Linked DNA regions of Homo sapiens: region 2 is linked to region 1. A link is a contact called in ENCODE Hi-C data. All regions are on one chromosome and are shown on one strand. The core of a region is the stretch at or near the end of the contact, and the rest is flanking DNA. Distances in the headings are between cores, read along the strand shown. Region 1 holds the start of SH3TC2 (SH3 domain and tetratricopeptide repeats 2). Region 2 has its middle 110 kb from the start of ADRB2.

Region 1 (4,146 bases), core at 1,430-3,929:
TTAGGGGAGTTCTGTGAGCAGTTGAGAGCCATCCCAGGGAACAGATGCTGCAGGCAGAGTCCACATGTAAGAATGCAGGTGCCTGGAGTAGTCAGAGTCAACGTTCATTATTGTGTCACTCCACACAAACTAGTCTGGCAGCTGTCCAGTGCTCAGTGCTATCAAGAGCCTTCTCCTTTCCTGTGTCCATTAGCCCTGAGGACTCACTGTTTTGGTGTCTGCTGTTAACTCTCACTTAAACAGACACAAGGCAGAAGCACCCCAGGAAACATAAGTACAGACTTCTCCAGACCAGTAAGGAATTAGGAGGAAGTGATGTAGGAGTGGCCCATATTAACTAACGATAAAACAGCCTGTAGTTACTGAAGGGTTATCAAAAGCCAGACCTTGTGCTAAGTCCATGAGAGGAATTATTAAATTTAATCCTCACAAAAGTTCCATGGGATAAGTACCACCATTAGATACAGTTTACAGCCAGGAAAACTGAGGTTCAAAAAACATGAGGGACTTGCCCAAGGTCACACAACTATTAAGTTGCTCCAGGATGGGTCTCATACTTTGTTCCTTTTCTCTAGGATAAATAGGGGAATCTGGAATGGGAATATCCAGATCGACTGGACTTGGACCTACAACACCAATATCAACCTCGCTAGGGAAAGGCCCTGACACATACAGGGAATAATATGGGGGAATGGCATGAAAAGTCTCGAGGGAGATACATAGCAGGCTAACTCTTGGTGAAAAGGTGAATGCGGGGTGCCAGCCAGTAATCAATGGCAAAAAGAAGGTGAAAGAATAAAGTAATTGAATGATAGTGTTATTATGATTTTGACCTTTTTCAATATTTTGTTTGTTTGTTTGTTTGTTTTCAGCTGCGTAACTCTGTTCTACAGGAAATCTTTGGCTGAAGGACGATGTCAACTAGAAGCAGAGCCGCTCTAGGTAGGAATGAGGGAACATGAGCAGAGCTCTCTGAGGCACCTCTACACAGCAGTTTACAACCCTAAAATTGTATATATGATTAAATGGAGGCCCAGGGAGAGCGCGAGTTATACTGGGGTCATCAAAATGGAATTAACAATGGTGAATTTTATTGTGCTCAACTAACTGTGCACCAGACTGTTTCACCATTTCACATGTAGACTTAATCTCCACCACAGCTCTATGAAGAAGACATAATCATGTCATAAAAGCTACAGATAAGGAAACTGAAACACAGAGAAGTTAAATAAGTTGTCGAGGCAAGTAAAAGAACCAAGATAAAATCCAGACACTTTGGCCTCAAAGACCAAGTGAGTAGCCAAGATGACAACTGCATAACTAGAGCTAGAGGAAGTCAGATCTAGAACCCCGATCTCCGACCAGTGGTCCTGCACGTCTCCCTCCATGCTGTTTCTACTCTCATGGGGCACAATGACAATAGGACTTAGGGGGAGGGACTGAAAAGTGTTTACATCTGAGAAATCTGGAGAAGCGAAATTGTTCATAGCTAAAGTCGTGCCTTTTGTGCCAAGGGCATCATTTGGGGGGACACTCCCTGCTGTAGGTGCCAAGGTGCCTAGATCAAGACTTCAAGCAGAGGAAGCAGAATATGGTTGTTTTGGGTTCACTTTAATGACCTCAAGTGCCTTCTACAAGCCCAAGTCATAAGACTAAAGAAGAAAGTTGTCTGTCAGAGAGTAGAAAGCCCTCAGCTAGGGGATGCTCCTTAGCTCCTTCTCTCAGGAACCATGGTGGAGCTCCAGGAAGACACAGAGTTCTAACAAGGGTTAGGAATGATTCCTTGGAGCAATGTTCCCCTATCTCCCAAGCAAGCCTCCCCCCACCAATCTAACCCCACATTTCCCCAAAGCCACCACTCATCCTGATAAACACCACACAAGAGAACACAGGGCCCTACCTTGATTCTCCTCTGAAAAAAAGCAAGAAGGTTGCTTCAGGGAGACCAACCAGCCTGGTTGGCCTGGAACTGACATATCCCAGCAAATTCCTCAGTCCCAGGCAAACCATAATGGCTGGTCACCCTAAGTCACTCTCCCATGAGTTGACAATTTCTTAGAGCAACAACTCTCCATTGCCTCAACTTGATGCACACACTCACACATGCACTCACACACAAATCACTCTGTAATAGGTGGAGGCAGGAAACTGCCTGTTTTTCTCCAGTAACAGCAACCCTGACAAAAATAGGCTTGAATGACTAAGGCCAAGTTTATGGCCACCCATAGGCCACAGAGGAACTCACTGCCTGAACTTTCTTCCTGTCCTGGGGGGATCTCGGGAAGAAAGGAAGGAAGGGCTTAGTCACACCCTGGGAGTGGCAGCCAGGAGCAGTGCTGCTCAGCTCCTGACAGAGTAAACTCAAAGGCTCTTTCTTCAGGAAAAAATAGATGCTTCCAGGCTTTGCTCCCTTTTTACAGAGCCAGCATGACAAACACTTACCCAGGGAGGAAGGAGAGGCAGCCAGAAAGCACAATCATCTCCCCATCTTTGGGAGAAAAGTTTCTCCAACCCAGCAGGTCCCTGAGCCTCTACTGGACCATCCACTTTGGCCAAGCCACAGGCCAAGGGCCCCCTGGGAAACTCACCTGGGCCCCGGGTCAGACTCCGCTCCCTGGGGATGCAGAAGCAGCCACCCATGTGTGTACCATCCTACCCTGGCCGAGGCCCTTGGGAACACAGGCCAGAAGAGTGCTGCAAGGGACAGCCTCCCAACGGTGTCCCTCCTCCCGCCTCCTCCCTGGCACACGAGGGACCGAGGCCTGCTCAATGCACAATGCAGCCTTTGATATCCCGGCTACAGCAGGAGGCCCAGGGAGGGTGGGAGGGGCAGCCCAGCCCAGCCTGCAGGCCCACAGCTCCTGCACTGTCAGGCCTGGGGAACAGGGCTCCTCCCTGCCTCTCAGCAGATCGCTTCATGCCTATCAGCCTGCAGCACATTCCTCGCATTCTAGGATTGAGATACACAGTTTGGTTCTTGTGAGGGCAGCCAGGGCTGGGGAGGAGGGCAGAGAACATCCCAGAGATCAAGACTGCTCTTCTTGCTCCCTCCCCGACTGACTTGGCCCACACTGACTGGCCTGCCACCCCTTTACAGTGATCTCCACCCAGTCTCTCTCTGCAAAGGCCTCCCTTGGCTCTCTGATAAAGTTGGAGCTGTGGGTGCAGCATTTCACTTGGACCTAGCAGCATCAATGAGCCAGCTCCTCACTGGGGAACATGCAAACCCCCAGCTGCTGGTGTGCAGGAAAAGAATCCAGGAGATCACCTGATGAAGCCCAGCATTTTACAGGTGAGGGGATGGAGAACCAAATACATCAAAGGATGGGGAGAGGTTGGTCAATAGGTAAAAGGTTAGAGTTACATAGGAGGAGTAAGTTCTAGTGTTCTATTGCACAGTAGGGGGACTACAGTTAATAACGTATTGTATATTTCAACATAGAAGAGAGGATTTTGAATGTTCTCACCACAAAAAAACAATGATGTTTGAGATGATGGATATGATAATTACCTTGATTTGTTCATTACACAATACATAGATATATTGAAACATCACATTCTAGCCCATAAATGTGTAGAATTATTATGTGTCAATTAAAAATAAAACTAAAAGAAAAAATACAGCAAGTCTACAGGTATGCAAGCAAAACTGGTCCCACAAGACTAACCTCTTTCCTGTTTCAGATAGGCAGTGGAGCAGGGGAATCCAGTTGACACTGTGGCTAAATTTCAGAAAACCTCCCATGAGATCTTGCAAAGGAGATGGAGAAAATATGGCTGAATGCCAGCAAGGTAGGACGGAAGCATGACTGCTCTAACAACCAAGCTCAAAGAGCACTGCTCACCCAATGTTTCCTTCATGACTAGAGCAAAGTGGTGAAAGGACCCTGGTGAGAGGCCCAAAGAACAGGAGGTGTGAGCCAAGAGAAGGTCCTGCCAGGCCTATGTTGCAGGCTATTTGGAGGCTGAACTTGAGGTCAGTATCACCAGCATTTTTAGGACGGCAGTGGCCTGATCAAGTTTATATTCTGAGAGGAGCACTTGGGTGACCAGGTGAAGAATGGCCTAGGGGTCAGTCCCACCAGAGATCAGGAGTATCCACCTCACACACCAGCCTAGCCCCAGAGGACAGGGTCTTGAGCCTGT
Region 2 (4,121 bases), core at 442-2,941, 120 kb before region 1:
ACTGGCAGGCTTTGAGCCTAACACCATTTACTGTTGTGAAGCTGCGTTATTCATGCTGCTTGACAGACACTGTCCAAAGTGCCTATTTTAAAATATGAGAAATGGAAAGAAACATGGAGCACCAAGAACAAGAGTCAGGGTTCTCTCTCTCTCTCTCTCTCTCTCTCTCTCACTCTCTCTCTCTTTCTCTCTCTTTCCCCCAACTCTATCCCCAGCTGATCCACATTCTGGCTTTATTCCAAAACACTTGAGCCTCTTCTGTCCAAAGCATAGTCTCATTTTATATTTTCAGGAGCCATGGGAGACTGAGGGAAAAGGAGTCAGCCAGGTATGAAGGCTGGTGGTGACTAACAAAAGGCTGTTACCTAGGGGACAAAAGTATTCAATCATCCTTTGTCTTTGTTTTTGTTTTTTGTTTTTTCCAACATGTTGAGATAGACAATAGAGGATGGGGTATAAGAAGAGGAAGAGAGAATAGAAAGTTCTGAGCACAGAAAGGGAGGAGATATGAGGTCAGCATCCCTCCAGGCTGTAACTCCTGGAAACCTCAGGTGGAGATTCCTGGCAGCAGTGCGTGGCCTGAAGATCTCTGCAGGGTAATTTCTACAGTCTCTGTCACTGACTATGACAGTGCAATAGGAGCACAGGATGACAGACCTTTCCGACTGCCCATTTTCATACCCGCTTTTTTATTTTTGCCATAGCACATACCCTCTCTACCATTCTTTACCTTAAATTCTTCTTTAAGTGACATTTTGCTTTAAGAACTCTTTTCTTTAAAGGACATTTTTAATCATTGTCTGTTATTAAAATGCCTAGTTTTAGATGAGATTTCTCCCCAGTTGCTCACCCTCTTCAGTCCTCTTGTCTCTCGAGGCTCCTGGGAGGATGATAACTCCCTATACCTCCCGCCTCCTCCTTGAACTCTGCCTTGAGTTAGGTGGCACCTCATGATGGTTCTGGCTGGGAAGAAGAGACTTGTGTCACTTCCCAGCCAGCCAGAGCAATTAATTACTACTGGGAATCTTTCCAGTGCTGCTGCTTCTGACAAGGAGGCTGCATGTTCCAGGTGGAGATGCTCAAGGATTCACCTTGTACCTGGATTGCTAAGTCACCAGCTGAGAGTAGTTGTTGTAGAGCTGTAGTTTTTCAAAGTGTGGTTCCCAAATCAGCAGCAACAGCATCACCTGGGAACTTGTTACAGATGCAGATTTTCTGGCCCAACCTAAGAGCTACTGAGTCAGAAACTCTGGGCGGGAGGGGGCAGCAATCTGTGTTTGGACAGGGGATTCTGGTGAAAGCAATGGCTTAGGTTTTCTAAGGCCTATAGGGTCATGTGGCCCCACAACAGACTTTCTATGAGCATGAAAAAAACTTTGTTGTATTAAGCCATTGAGATAGCTGGAGTGTTTTGTCACCAGGATATAACCTAGCTTATCCTGATTGATACACTACTAGAAATGAAAAACAAGTATACTTTGCCAAAAATAGAAGGTAACTGTAAAGTGCAAACATCATAAAAATAGTTCTATTAAATTTGATGGTTATCACCTGCTAAAGGCTTTCAGCCTGGAGTCTACTCAAATTTCAATAAAAAGGGAGATCAGCACATTTTAAAATGTGGTTAAGGAGATGTTAGCATTAACCTAAGACTTTTTCCTTGAGGAAGAACTGACTCAGAATTGGAAAGGGAATATTGACTCTGCAAATCAGTGCTATTCAATGACTCACCATTTTACTGCCTGAAATCATCTCAGATACCACTAGTATTATGTGAACTACCCTTTCGGAAAATTGATTGGATCAACCTCTTTGTCTTGTGTTTGTGGAAAGCTGTGGTCCAGAACTGTGAATGTCCTTGTCCATGGTTACACAGCAAATTAGAGGCAGAACTCAGACAAGAACCCAGGTCTCCCACAAGCCCTGATCATGGGCACTTATTTTCCCAACACCCGACAACCTTCAGTCTTTCAGCAGCCATACATCCCCAATTCAGCTCATGGTATTACTGCAGAAACCCAGGCCCCTAACATGACATGCAGGGGGTTGCTGAAAGGAATGGTCAGGGAAGGGATCCTGAGGTCAGGAAACTCAAAGGCAAATATAAAGCCCCCTCTGATCTCATTTGTGCAGAGAACTGTGGAAGTGGGTAATTAAAGAAAACATAAAGAAACAGCTAGTATAGTGAAGGAGAAACCAGGAGATGGAGAATGAATTCGTTTCCTGTGGCTGCTGTAACATATTCCCACAAACTTGGTAGCTTATTCTCTCACTGTCTTAGAAATCTGAAATCACTATCCCTGGGCCCAAAGGTGGACCAGCTCAAGGGGAGAAACTCTTCTTTGCCTCTTCCAGCTTCTGGTGGCTGTGAGCATTCCTTGACTTGTGGCTGCTTCACTCAACTGTCTGCTTCAGTAATCTCTAACTGCCTCTATTTTGTAAGGATACTGGGATAGCATATAAGGCCTGCCTGGATAATCTAAAATAATCTCTTAATTCTCAAACTCTTGGGAATTTCATCACATCAGCAAAGACCATTTTTCCAGATAAGGTATTATTTACAGGTTCCTGAGATTAGGACATGGCTAGGTTGGTAGGTGGGGTGGGGATGTGTGCATTCTTCAACCTACCGTGGAGAGTCTAGTTCAAGGTCTACCACCAGCTCAAGCTGACCTCTTAGGCAAGTCCATTTCCCTCTCTGAGCCTAGGTTTCCCTCTGGTAAAATGAGAGGGTCTGCATGAGATGATTCCAGAGGGTTCTTCCAACTTTGGCAGTAGGAGTTCCCTGGATAGTAGGAGGTCTCCTCTATGCCCCTAAAGGGCACATGCAACCCAAAGCAAGAGGTTCTCAAGGATTACTTAATGGCAGAAACTAGAGCAGAGCCCACATCTTTTGACTAGTAATTCCTCAATACACTGACCACCCTCCTCCACTCCTTATACCTGCCTCCACCCTCTCCTCCTTATACTGGCCACTCTCTGGTGGCCACTGAAAAACTACTGTGGCCAGCTCCCAGAGAGGTGAGATGCCACATCACAATGAGGACTTCAGAGAACCTGCCTAAGTCCTGAGGTGTGCCAAGGACACCTAGTCCTCACCTCCTCCAAGGCCCTGGGACATCATGAAAATAAACAGAGATCTAATTCATAAATCCTTTGGGGACAAAAATAGGCTGAAACAAAAGGAACTGGTGAAAGCTCCAGAGCCCCTAGAGTTGGGTTTTTGAAAAGAAGCTCTAAAGCCCTGTCTTGACTCTTTCCTAGGACTGGAATAGAGTAATGCAAGCACCCCCAGGGCCTTGACCTGCCTGGACGATTGGCTGTGTGGAGGGTGAAATAAGTGTAGATACTAATCATATTAGGAAAAATGAACACATTTGTTAATATTGAGTGCTGGCAAACGTTGGAAAATGGGTACACCCATACAATGCTAGTGGGAATGTACATTTGTACAACCACTTTGAAGAGCAATTTGGCAGCATGTACTAAATTAAAAGGTATATGATCCTATGATTGAGTAACCCCACTCCTGGCATTGCCTGTGCTAGAAAAACACAAACAATTGTACCAAGAGGTATTCATAAAGCTATCTGTTGCCACTTTGCTGTCAAATGCACTCCCTGCTCTGTTCATTGCTGGAAACTATATTCCCAGGATTCCTTGCCCACTGGCTTCTGGGCAGATTTGGTCAATGGGAGGCACTGGTGAAAAGCTAGAGGGAGGAAAAGAGAAACTAAGGTGTTTCTTCCCTTCTGTCCCAGAGCACCTTTCACAGTCCTAGCTCCCAACACAGGGCCTGCCCTGACTTCTGTGCTCTGCCAACACCACTTCCTCCTAGGAGTGCTCTCCAGCTGTAGGGGGGGGTCACATCTTCCTGTTGTTCCTAGTCTCTAAATAGCCTCACCTTCCTACTTGGCTTCTCAAGTCTCTTATCCCCTTGGTGACCAATTCTCTGCATTAAATCCCCTCTGTTTGAAGTGCCTAAGAAGGTTTTCTGTTTTCCTGACTAGACGCTAACTGATAACAGTGTTTGTTTCAGCATTATTGGTAATGCTGAAATTAGCAAAAAGTTAGAAATATCTCAGATGGAAGATGGCAGAATAGGAACAGCTCCGGTCTAC

What was found. Hi-C counts contacts between places; a loop is a spot of excess contacts on that map.
Region 2: a loop to region 1 is called in a map of PC-3, with 8 times the contacts of the local background. The contact joins the enhancer-like site here to the promoter of SH3TC2 in region 1. A Hi-C loop is called at or near these places in 1 of 168 maps with a recorded cell type or tissue (PC-3).

What each region holds. Positions count from the first base shown.
Region 1 is chr5:149,060,383-149,064,528 of GRCh38, forward strand. It overlaps SH3TC2 (SH3 domain and tetratricopeptide repeats 2), which reads right to left and starts at 2,680. Exons shown (of 17, transcript NM_024577.4): 1 at 2,589-2,680. The coding sequence starts at 2,640. It overlaps MIR584 (microRNA 584), which reads right to left and starts at 2,027; the gene lies at 1,931-2,027. SH3TC2-DT (SH3TC2 divergent transcript) reads left to right here and starts at 2,935. Exons shown (of 3, transcript NR_122044.1): 1 at 2,935-3,292; 2 at 3,868-3,976. RefSeq lists a silencer at 2,644-2,938.
Region 2 is chr5:148,938,185-148,942,305 of GRCh38, forward strand. No RefSeq gene overlaps it. Among named protein-coding and RNA genes, the nearest start is that of ADRB2, 110 kb to the left of the region's middle. Within about 2 kb of position 1,692, at least 3 of the 41 ENCODE cell types and tissues checked have a DNase peak (open chromatin) inside an H3K27ac peak, as active enhancers do; they include PC-3, where a contact is called at or near this core.